Regions from separate parts of the Homo sapiens genome. Here region 1 is linked to region 2. A link is a loop called in an ENCODE intact Hi-C map of the cell type or tissue named here. Cell type or tissue: transverse colon. All regions are shown on one strand. Each heading gives the region's core, and the rest is flanking DNA. Links, peaks and the distances in the headings are about the cores only.

Region 1 (4,000 bases), core at 1-4,000, 93 kb after region 2:
TATCCTGCAACCTTGCTGAACTTATTTATGAGTTCCAATAGTTTTTTAGTGAATTTCTTAGGATTTTCTATGTGTAAGATCATATCATCTGTGACTAGAGATAGCTTTACTGCTTCCTTTCTTTTTTTCTTTTACTTTTACTTATGTATATTTTTATAGAGACAGGGTCTTGCTCTGTCACCCAGGCTGGAGTGCAGTGGTGTGATCACAGCTCACCGCAGCCTTGAACTCCTGGGCTTACACAATCCTCCAGCCTCAGCCTTCTGAGTAGCTTGGGATGACAGGTACACACCATCACACCTGGCTTATTTTTTTTTTATTTTGTTGAAGTGAGGTCTTGCTTTGTTGCCCAGGCTGGTCTCAAACTCCAGGCCTAAAGCAATCCTCTCACCTTGGCGGCCTCCCAAAGCACTGGGATTATAGGCACGAGCCACCATGTCCAGCCTATGTCTTCCTTTCCAATCTGGATGCCTTTTTCTTTTCCTTGCCTAATTACGCTGACTGGAACTCCCAGAACATGTGGAGTAGAAGAGGCAGGCATCCTCATCTTAGCCCCTTTCTTCTCTACGTCCCTTCCTTTCTTATGGTTCCTTTTCCTCTCCTCCACCCAATGAGGGGTGGGAATGGTGTTAGCAGAGAAGAGAGTCTATACAAGGGAAGTGGCAAGAATAAAATAAGAAAGAAAAAAACCAATTTGTCAGATACATGAAAGTCCAAGACTATATCAGGATCCCCACTGTATAATTGAGAAAATGGAGGCCCAGATAAAAAGATGTGACAATTAAATTTATTGGACACCTACTCCATGCCAAGTACCCAAGATACAAAGATGAATCAGAAACTCAAGGTTGAAAGCTGGAATTCGAACTGAGATCAAAGTAGATCCACATTACCATCTTGGAAAGGAGGGAAACATAAAAGAAACCCGTCACTATTGCTCTTAAACCTCTTTAGAAGCGGAGGCTCAGAGCTGTCAGGAAGGTGGCCACTGCACACAGCCAGGTGTGCCAGCTGTGGCGGGGTGGGCAGCTCTAGGCACCGGCACAGGGGCTGGCTCTGTGTGAAGCTGCAGTTGAACCAGATGTACTGCAAGCAGCTTCCACTGTGGGCACCCGGGAACATGGTGACTCCTGGAAGCTTAGAGACACCAGAAACCCGAGTCCCAAAGAGGGTGTCACAGCCCTGGCTCAGGGAGCCCCTAGGTCTGGACTCCCTGAAGGGCCGCAGCTCCTCTCTCCTCACCACCCGCAACATGGCAAGTGGGGGGCATGTTTCAGCCTGTTTGTGTTACAGCTCTTTCAGTCCCACCATTCGGTAGGTCCCGAGTTCTTGTCCTGTGTCCAGGAAGTATGAGGTATGTGGACAACTGGAGGGTGAGCAAGACAGAGAGGAGCTTCATTGGGTGACAGAACAGCCCTCAAGAGACCCAGAGTGGGTAGCTCCTTCCTGCAGGCAGGCTGTCCCAATATGTCCATCTTTCAGTGGAGAGGAGACCCACAGTGGGCAGCTCCTTCCCGCAGGCAGGTCATCCTGACAAGTGTCCATCTCGCAGTGGAGAGAAGACCCGCAGTGGGCAGCTCCTTCCCACAGCTGGTAGTCCAGACATCTGTGTGAGTCTGGCTGAATCTGGGTTTCTATGGGCTTAGAAGGGAGAAAGTGCTTGCTGATTCATCCATGGGCAGCTGTAGGTGGCCTGGAAAAAGCACCATTAGTTATCATTCTGGGCTGGGCTGTGGACTTCACCCAGAACAGGCAGCCCAGCACCCAGGCTTCAGGCCATCCCTAGCTTGAAGGTGGGGTTTCACTAGGGACCTGCCCCTTTCTGCCCAGGGACCTGTCTGCCTCTGCCATCAACATGCTGTCCATGGTATCCAGGCTGTTCATGGCAAGAAGTGCCAGCAGGCCAGTGCTGAGCTGCCCTCAGCCGTCCCTTGCCTTCCTCCCATGCTTATTGGTGCCCAAAGTCCAGAGGAGGTCAAGGTGGTGGGGGTGCAGGTGTGTCAGTGCCACCTCGAATGCGTGCACACCTAGCTGGGTTGTGACAGCACCTGGGCTCAGCCACAACTTTGCTCCAAAATCAGAGCAGGTGCCAGGAGCAGGGAGAGGCCAAGGAGCAGGAACAGGTACATCAGAGCCTGTGCGGGGAGAGGGACTTCCCAGGCCCCTGAGCACACAGGGATGCCATGGTCCAGAGCTGTGGCTGTGCCTGGCAGCATGGGCTCCCACCTGGCCGACTTGGTAGGGGCGGGGCTCCTGCCTGTTCTTGGCCCCCTCTGGCTCTGCAGAACGCGCAGCCCTGGCAGTGCCTCCCCCACTGCAGCTGATGTGCCTCCCCGACTGCAGCTGATGTCCCTGCAGCGGCTGCTCCAGATGGGCCGCTGCCGCCATCAGTAGCCACCTTGGTGCTCTATTGTGAGGATTAGATGACTGGTTAATAGGTGAAGTTTGTGGCAAAGGGCCTGGCATGCAATGGAACTATGCGAGCCGTCCCTCTTCTGCATACTTGGCACCCAGAGAAGCCAGCCCTGTCGTGCTATGGAGTGTAGGTGGGGCCGTGAGGCTGTCTGTGCTGGGACTTCGGATGGGACTTGTCCTTGCTGCCTAGAGCCCTTTGGAGTCATGGAAGAAACTGCTGCGACTTCTTTTTTTTTTTAAGACGGAGTCTCGCTCTGTCACCCAGGCTGGAGTGTGGTGGCACGATCTCGGCTCACTGCCACCTCTGCTTCCCGGTTCAAGTGATTCTCCTGCCTCAGCTTCCCAAGTAGCTGGGACTACAGGCACCTGCCACCGCACCTGGCTAATTTTTTGTATTTTTAGTAGAGACTGGGTTTCACTGTGTTAGCCAGGATGGTCTCGATCTCCTGACCTCATGATCCGCCTGCCTCGGCCTCCCTAAGTGCTGGGATTACAGGCGTGAGCCACCGCACCCGGCCGAAACTGCTGTGACTTCCGTTCCGCTTATAAAATGGGACTCCTTGGCACTTGCCAAGGGCCTGCGACATGCAGACCTACTGCTGGGGACTTCCCAGAAAAGGCGATAATTGCAATTGTTATTCTTATCGCAGCTCACCATGTGTGTCAGTCAGGGTTCAGCCAGAGAAACACAACTAGTAAGAGATGTATAGTAAGAGATTTACTGCAAAGACTTGGCTTACGCGATCGTAGGAGCTGGCTAGGTGTGTCTGAAATGCATAAGTGTGATGGTGAATTTTATGTGTCAACTTGACTAGGCCATGTGGTGCCCAGAAATGTGGTCAAACATTATTCTGGGTTCTCCTATGAGGATGTTTCTGGGTGAGATTGACACGGGAATCACTAAAGGCAGATGGCCCTCGCTAATGTGGGTGGGCCTCATCCTGTAAGTTGAAGAGAATGAAAGGCCGACCTTCCCTCCAGTAAGAGAGAATTATTTTTGCCTGCTGGCCTTGGAACTCAGACATTAGCTTTTTCTACCTTTGGATTTGAACTGAAATAGCTCTCTTGCTTCTCAGGCCTTCAGACTCAAGACAAGAATTACATTCTCAGTTCTCCTGGGGCTCCAGCTTGCCAACTGCTGTTCTTGGGATGGGTCAGCCTCCATAATCTGGGGATCCAATTCCTTATAACAAATCTATCTATATAAATACATGTGTGCGCACACACAGGTACACACACACATGCATACACATGCACATGCACACACACGCATGCACACACGTGCACATATGCACTCGCACAAGCATGCACACACACAAATGCGCATGCACATGTGCACACCCCCACACATGCACAAATGCATGCACACACAAACCCACATGCACGCACCCACACACATGCACACACGTGCACACACACAAATGCACACATGTGCACACATGCATGCACACACCTTCTATTGGTCCTGTTTCTCAGGAGAACCCTAACACAGCAGGGCAGGTTGTCCAGAAGGGCAGGTTGGAACCCTCAGGCACTGAAGCTGGTGTCCACAACTTCTCTTCTTTAGGGAAACTTCAGCTCTGCT
Region 2 (5,016 bases), core at 519-4,518:
AAGGAACTAGAGCTCTACGTATTAGTATGGTAGATTTCGAAAGCGTAATGTTGAGTAAAAAAAGCAAGTTAACAGAATGAAGTGCAAAGTATTAACACACACACCCCCACACACACACAAACGCCATTCCCCCTACAGGCATGCAGCTGCCCACACAAAATGTTCTGAGCCCATTCAGGCCAGCCTGACAACCATGTTACCTTTGGGAAGGCAACTGGGATTGGAGGATGGTGAGCAAAGGGGCTCTACATTTATTTGCCTAACATTTTTTAAAAGAGAACCTATGTATGTGATTTTAATAATACTTTTTTTTGTTGTTTTGTTTTGTTTTGTTTTGAGACAGGGTCTTGCTCTGTCACTCAGGCTAGAGTGTAGTAGAAGGATCTCGGCACACTGCAACCTCCGCCTCCCAGGTTCAAGCGATTCTCCCACCTCAGCCTCCTGAGTAGCTGGGATTACAAGTGTGTGCCAAGAAGCCCAGCTAATTTTTGTATTTTTAGTAGAAATGAGATTTCATCATGTTGGCCAGGCTGGTCTTGAACTTCTGACCTCAAGTGATCCGCCTCCCTCGGCCTCCCAAAGTGGGATTACAGGCATGAGCCACTGCGCCCGGCCTTAATACTGTTTCTTAATTTTAAGAAAAATAAAAATCATTGCTTGTGTTGTTTTTCCAGCAGCCTGGGACCAGTGGGAAGAGGAGAGTGCTTGCCTCTGGGGTGGAAAGACAAACCTTGAGCCAGGGCCTGAGTCCCAGCCAGGAAAGCATTTCTGCCTGGACCACCCCAGTTTTGGTGGCAACAGCCAGGCCTCACAGGAACAGGCTGGGTGGTGTCCAAGCCATGCAAGGCCCACAGTCAGGCCCTTGACTGGGAGCCCAGGACCCTGGAAGCTGAGCACATCTTGGCCACCCAAACTGCTGTTTCTCTTCTCTATGCCTCAGTTGGTCTTTCTCCCTCAGAAGAGGTCTGGATGCAGGGCTCCCTAAGAGCCTCTTTCTGCTGGTGGGAATGTGCCTTGCTGTCATACATGAGGCATGAGATCAGTGGGAGATGCAACCTGAGTGGCCCAGCCTGGAAGCTGCCTGCCAGGACTGAATGTCTGCTGCAGGTTTCAAATGACTGGGCAGGCAGGGTCTGAGGGCCCAGGAGGAGATAGGGCAGTCCTGCCTGCCAGGGAACTCCAGAATGTCTGTTAATGGCTCGTGACTCACACAGCGCATGCTAAGCCCAATTCTTCCCATCAGGAAGTCTCTGCCTATTCAGATATTTGAGGGCAGTCACATCCCTCTGGAGCTGTCTCTTCTCAAGGCAGATCACCCCCAGTTCCTTCAGCCCTTCCTCATATGTGCTGATTTTCCAGGCCTAGCTAGGCTCTGGCGCCCACCCGTCTGTCTTAGACAGACCCAGTCTCCACGTGTGGTCTGAGCAAATGCCAGAAGAGCAGGACCGTGGCGTCCTCTCTGTGGACTCCCCTTTTCCTCACTAAATGCAGCCCAAACCAGAGGAGCATATTCAAAAATAGCACCAGACCAAGGAAGCCAATGCAGTTAACATGCACTCCTCAGCCCAAGGCCTTCCCCCAGTGCCAAGCTCCTGTCTTGATTCCTATGGTTTGTTTTCAGGCCCTCAGTGCAGAATGGTAAATGTATCCCTTTCAAGCTCTCCCCTGTCCAAACTTCATCTCAGCTGTAAATAATAATCATAATACGCCGGGGGCGGTGGCTCATGCCTGTAATCCCAGCACTTTGGGAGGCAAAGGCGGGTGGATCACGAGTTCAGGAGTTCGAGACCAGCCCGGCCAACATAGTGAAACCCTGTCTCTACTAAAAATACAAAAAATTAGCCGGGCACGGTGGTGGGCGCCTGTAATCCCAGCTACTAGGGAGGCTAAGGCAGGAGAATCGCTTGAACCCAGGAGGAAGAGGTTGCAGTGAGCTGAGATTGCGCCATTGCACTCCAGCCCGGGTGACAGTGTGAGACTCCGTCTCAAATAATAATAATAACAACAACAACAATAATAGCTATTGTTTGTTGCAAGTGTCTTACTTGCCAGAAACTTTACCTATGGCTTCTCGTGTCATCTCCATAGCAACTTTATGAAGCAGGTACTATAAACCCCTCATTTTACAGGTGGGGCAATGGAGGCTCAGAGAGGTTAAGTCACTTGCCCAAGGTCAACACGGGCAGGCCTGGGGTCTGCATTCAAGTCCACGTGGAGGCCTCACGCTCTAAACCCATATAGGCCACTGCGCTGTGGCCCTCACTCTGGCGTCCAATGTTTCACTGCCACTCTCCACTTTGGGGCAGCCTCAAAGCTACCTTGTTGGCCTCTTCTAGGCCATTGGTGAAAGGAAAAGCTGAGCTGGCCTCGAACTGCTGAAATCTGGGGACCCCTCAGAGAAGGACACAAATCTAGATGTTCATCAAAGAGGTAGCACACAGCAGCCATGGAGAACAAGGCACTGGGCTCTGGAGTCAGACAAACCCAGACCTGAATCCCGGCCCTGCCGGTGCTTCCTTGTTTTGTGGCTTTGGCCGGGTTGTTCATATTCCTGAGCCGCAGCCTCTTCATCTGCAGAACAGGAAAACTCATAGCACCCGCCCACCATGTCCTGGAGAATATCCAAGATGTGCGGCACCTTCACTCTTCATTTCTCCCACGTTAACTGAGCACCTACCAGGTGCGGAGGCGCTGTTCCAGCCAGAGCTCAGTCAATGAATAGAAAGCGCTGGGGACAGAGCCTGGCCTGCAGAAAGTGCTCAGGAAACGCAGGCTCCCGCTGTGGCTGTGACTGGCTTCCCGCCCCTCCCGGTCTGTCCCCCGGGCTGCCCGCCCCGCCTTACTTGTTGAAATTTCGGTAGTCGTTGGGGCTGGGGGTGTGACTTCGGCCATCGCTCTGGTAGTCCCGGTAGCTGACGAACTCCTGCCAAGGGCAGCGGTAGCCCTTGGAGATGGCGGTGTGGTTGAACTTCTCTGGCGGGACGCCCTTCAGCGGCTCCGCATAGCCTAGGGGCGCGGGGGGAAGGGAGCGCCTCCGTTCTTCCACCCTCAGCCCCCAACCCCACCTCGCCCCACCCCCATTCCGCGGACGCGGTTGGAGGAGGGAAGATCGGAGTTAGGGGAGAGGACGGCGGGAATGGGAAGCCACAGTTGCTCCAGCACAGGAGACCCCTCCCCATCCCAGGAAACACGGAGGACTGCAGTGAGGAAGCCACGAGTTCGCAGCGCGGGTTGGTCTTGGCCTTGGCTGACTCGCTGTGTGACCTGGGGCGCGGCGCCCCTCCGGCTCGTGGTCTGGCGAGGGGAGTGCGCGCGTGCGCGTGTGTGTTGGGGAAGGGGGCGGACTAGCCTTCTGGGTGCTCTTCCTGCCCCATGGGGAGCACACCCATGCTTCAGGCCCCCCAGCCCTGGTCCCGGGACCCGAGGAGGCCACTCACCTGGCGCCAGGGCGCTGGGGCTGGGGACGCACCCAGCAGGGGCGGCTGCAGGGTGGGCGCCCTCGGGACCCCCGAGTGAGGCCCCGGGTGAGGCCGGGAAGATGTGGAGCTCCGAGCGGTAGTTCGGCCCCTCAGGGCCATTGGCATTGGCAACCTGGGCACAGGGGCGGGTTCTCAGAGGCCACCGACGACCTCCCGCCCCCAGCCGCGCTCCCCTTCCCCCAGCTTCCCTTCCAGGGAGCTCCCCTCCACGCTCACCGTCCCCGACTCCGCTGTTCCAGTCACCTTCCTCCTGGCGCTTCCGGCCAGCATCTGGGAACGAGGGGGTAGAATAAACCGCAGAGAAGCTCAGCGGGGCAGGGGACCAGGGTTCTCCCTCCACCAAAAAAAAAGGTCGGGGGGAGGCAAGAATCCTAACGCCCATCATCGGGGAACAAGGATGAGTTACTAGTTTACAACGCTAAACCCAGTGCCTGGGACCGAGAAATACTCGATATATGTTAATTGCTATTGTAATGCCGAGTCCGGGCAAGATACTTAATTTCCCTGAGCCTCAATGTCCTTCTCGATAGAATGAGGATGATGGTGATGAAGATCTCTTCCTCAGAGGGGTCTATGAGCATTAAATGAGATACCTGCAAAGTGCTTAGCTAGCATTGTCTTAGGCACATAGCAAAGGCGGGTGTTTTGCCATCTTTATTTTTCTGCCACATCACTCCCTCTCAGTTGCCTCCTGTCTAGCCCAGAAATTAAGTGGAGGGTGGATGGAATAGCCCTGGCTTCCTTAGAAGTATCTGGAACTGCCTGCTGCCTTTCTGAAGCCAAGGGAAAAACCCTTCTTGCCTTTCTTCTCCACCAGCAGATTATTCCATGGCCTTTCCTTTCTCCGGTGGGAAGAAGAAAAAAGGGCATTCTACATTTTCCATCTTAGATCAGGCCCAAGTCTAAACTAGATCCAGCCTGCTGCAAATTTAGCCTAGAGTGCATGCCTGTCTTAGCTTTTTTTTTTTTTTTTTTTTTTTGGTAGGAGCCAGAGTCCCTTCACTCCACGGCTTATCCTCAACCCCCTAATCCACTTTGTTTACTTTGTTCTGTATCCAGGGAGAGATGCCTAAAAAGATAACACTTTTCAAGGATCACACTGAAAGGCAGGAGCCTAATCTGATGGGAACATCACAGTCCTCAGCCTGGCTTACCGTTTGACTTTAGGCTAACCAGTGGCTCTCTGTGGTCCTCATTTTCCCCATGAGCACAATGGTGGCTTACTCACCGCCCGCTGGCTGGCTGCTAACTCGAAAGTGAACTTCTGCACACGGCGCTGCCTCTTCTGGAAGAGGAGGGACCCTCTGTTGTTGCGTAGTGACAGCTCCTCCATCATCAGGTCCTGGGGCACGCTCAGCTTCTTGCCCAGGTCCAGCGTAGGGACTGCCAGGAAAGGCCAGAGCGGGCTCTCACCACCCCATCCCCCATACACTCCAGGCCCCACCTCTCGAAGCATGGCATGCTGTGTGTAAGAATGCCTGTTTCTCACCAAGCTTGCCGACACCGGGTGTCATGATTGTTTGAAATCTTTGCCCAC

What was found. A loop is a pair of places that touch in the nucleus more often than their neighbours do. Peaks named below come from ENCODE experiments on the same cell type or tissue, not always from the same donor. Only the 100,000 strongest peaks of a DNase experiment are listed, where the experiment ranks them.
Region 1: a loop joins it to region 2, with 2.5 times the contacts of the local background. A loop is called at or near these places in 9 of 110 quality-filtered maps.

The regions. Positions count from the first base shown.
Region 1 is chr5:150,577,360-150,581,359 of GRCh38, reverse strand. No RefSeq gene overlaps it. Among named protein-coding and RNA genes, the nearest start is that of SYNPO, 61 kb to the left of the region's middle. In transverse colon, for the core only: no CTCF peak of the experiment used is centred there; a DNase peak (open chromatin) is centred at 1,769.
Region 2 is chr5:150,670,330-150,675,345 of GRCh38, reverse strand. MYOZ3 (myozenin 3) reads right to left here. Exons shown (of 7, transcript NM_001122853.3): 3 at 4,708-4,862; 4 at 3,696-3,749; 5 at 3,438-3,591; 6 at 2,844-3,006. MYOZ3-AS1 (MYOZ3 antisense RNA 1) reads left to right here and starts at 2,877. Exons shown (of 4, transcript NR_186487.1): 1 at 2,877-3,230. In transverse colon, for the core only: no CTCF peak of the experiment used is centred there; no DNase peak of the experiment used is centred there; H3K4me3 peaks cover 1,721 bases; H3K27me3 peaks cover 2,317 bases.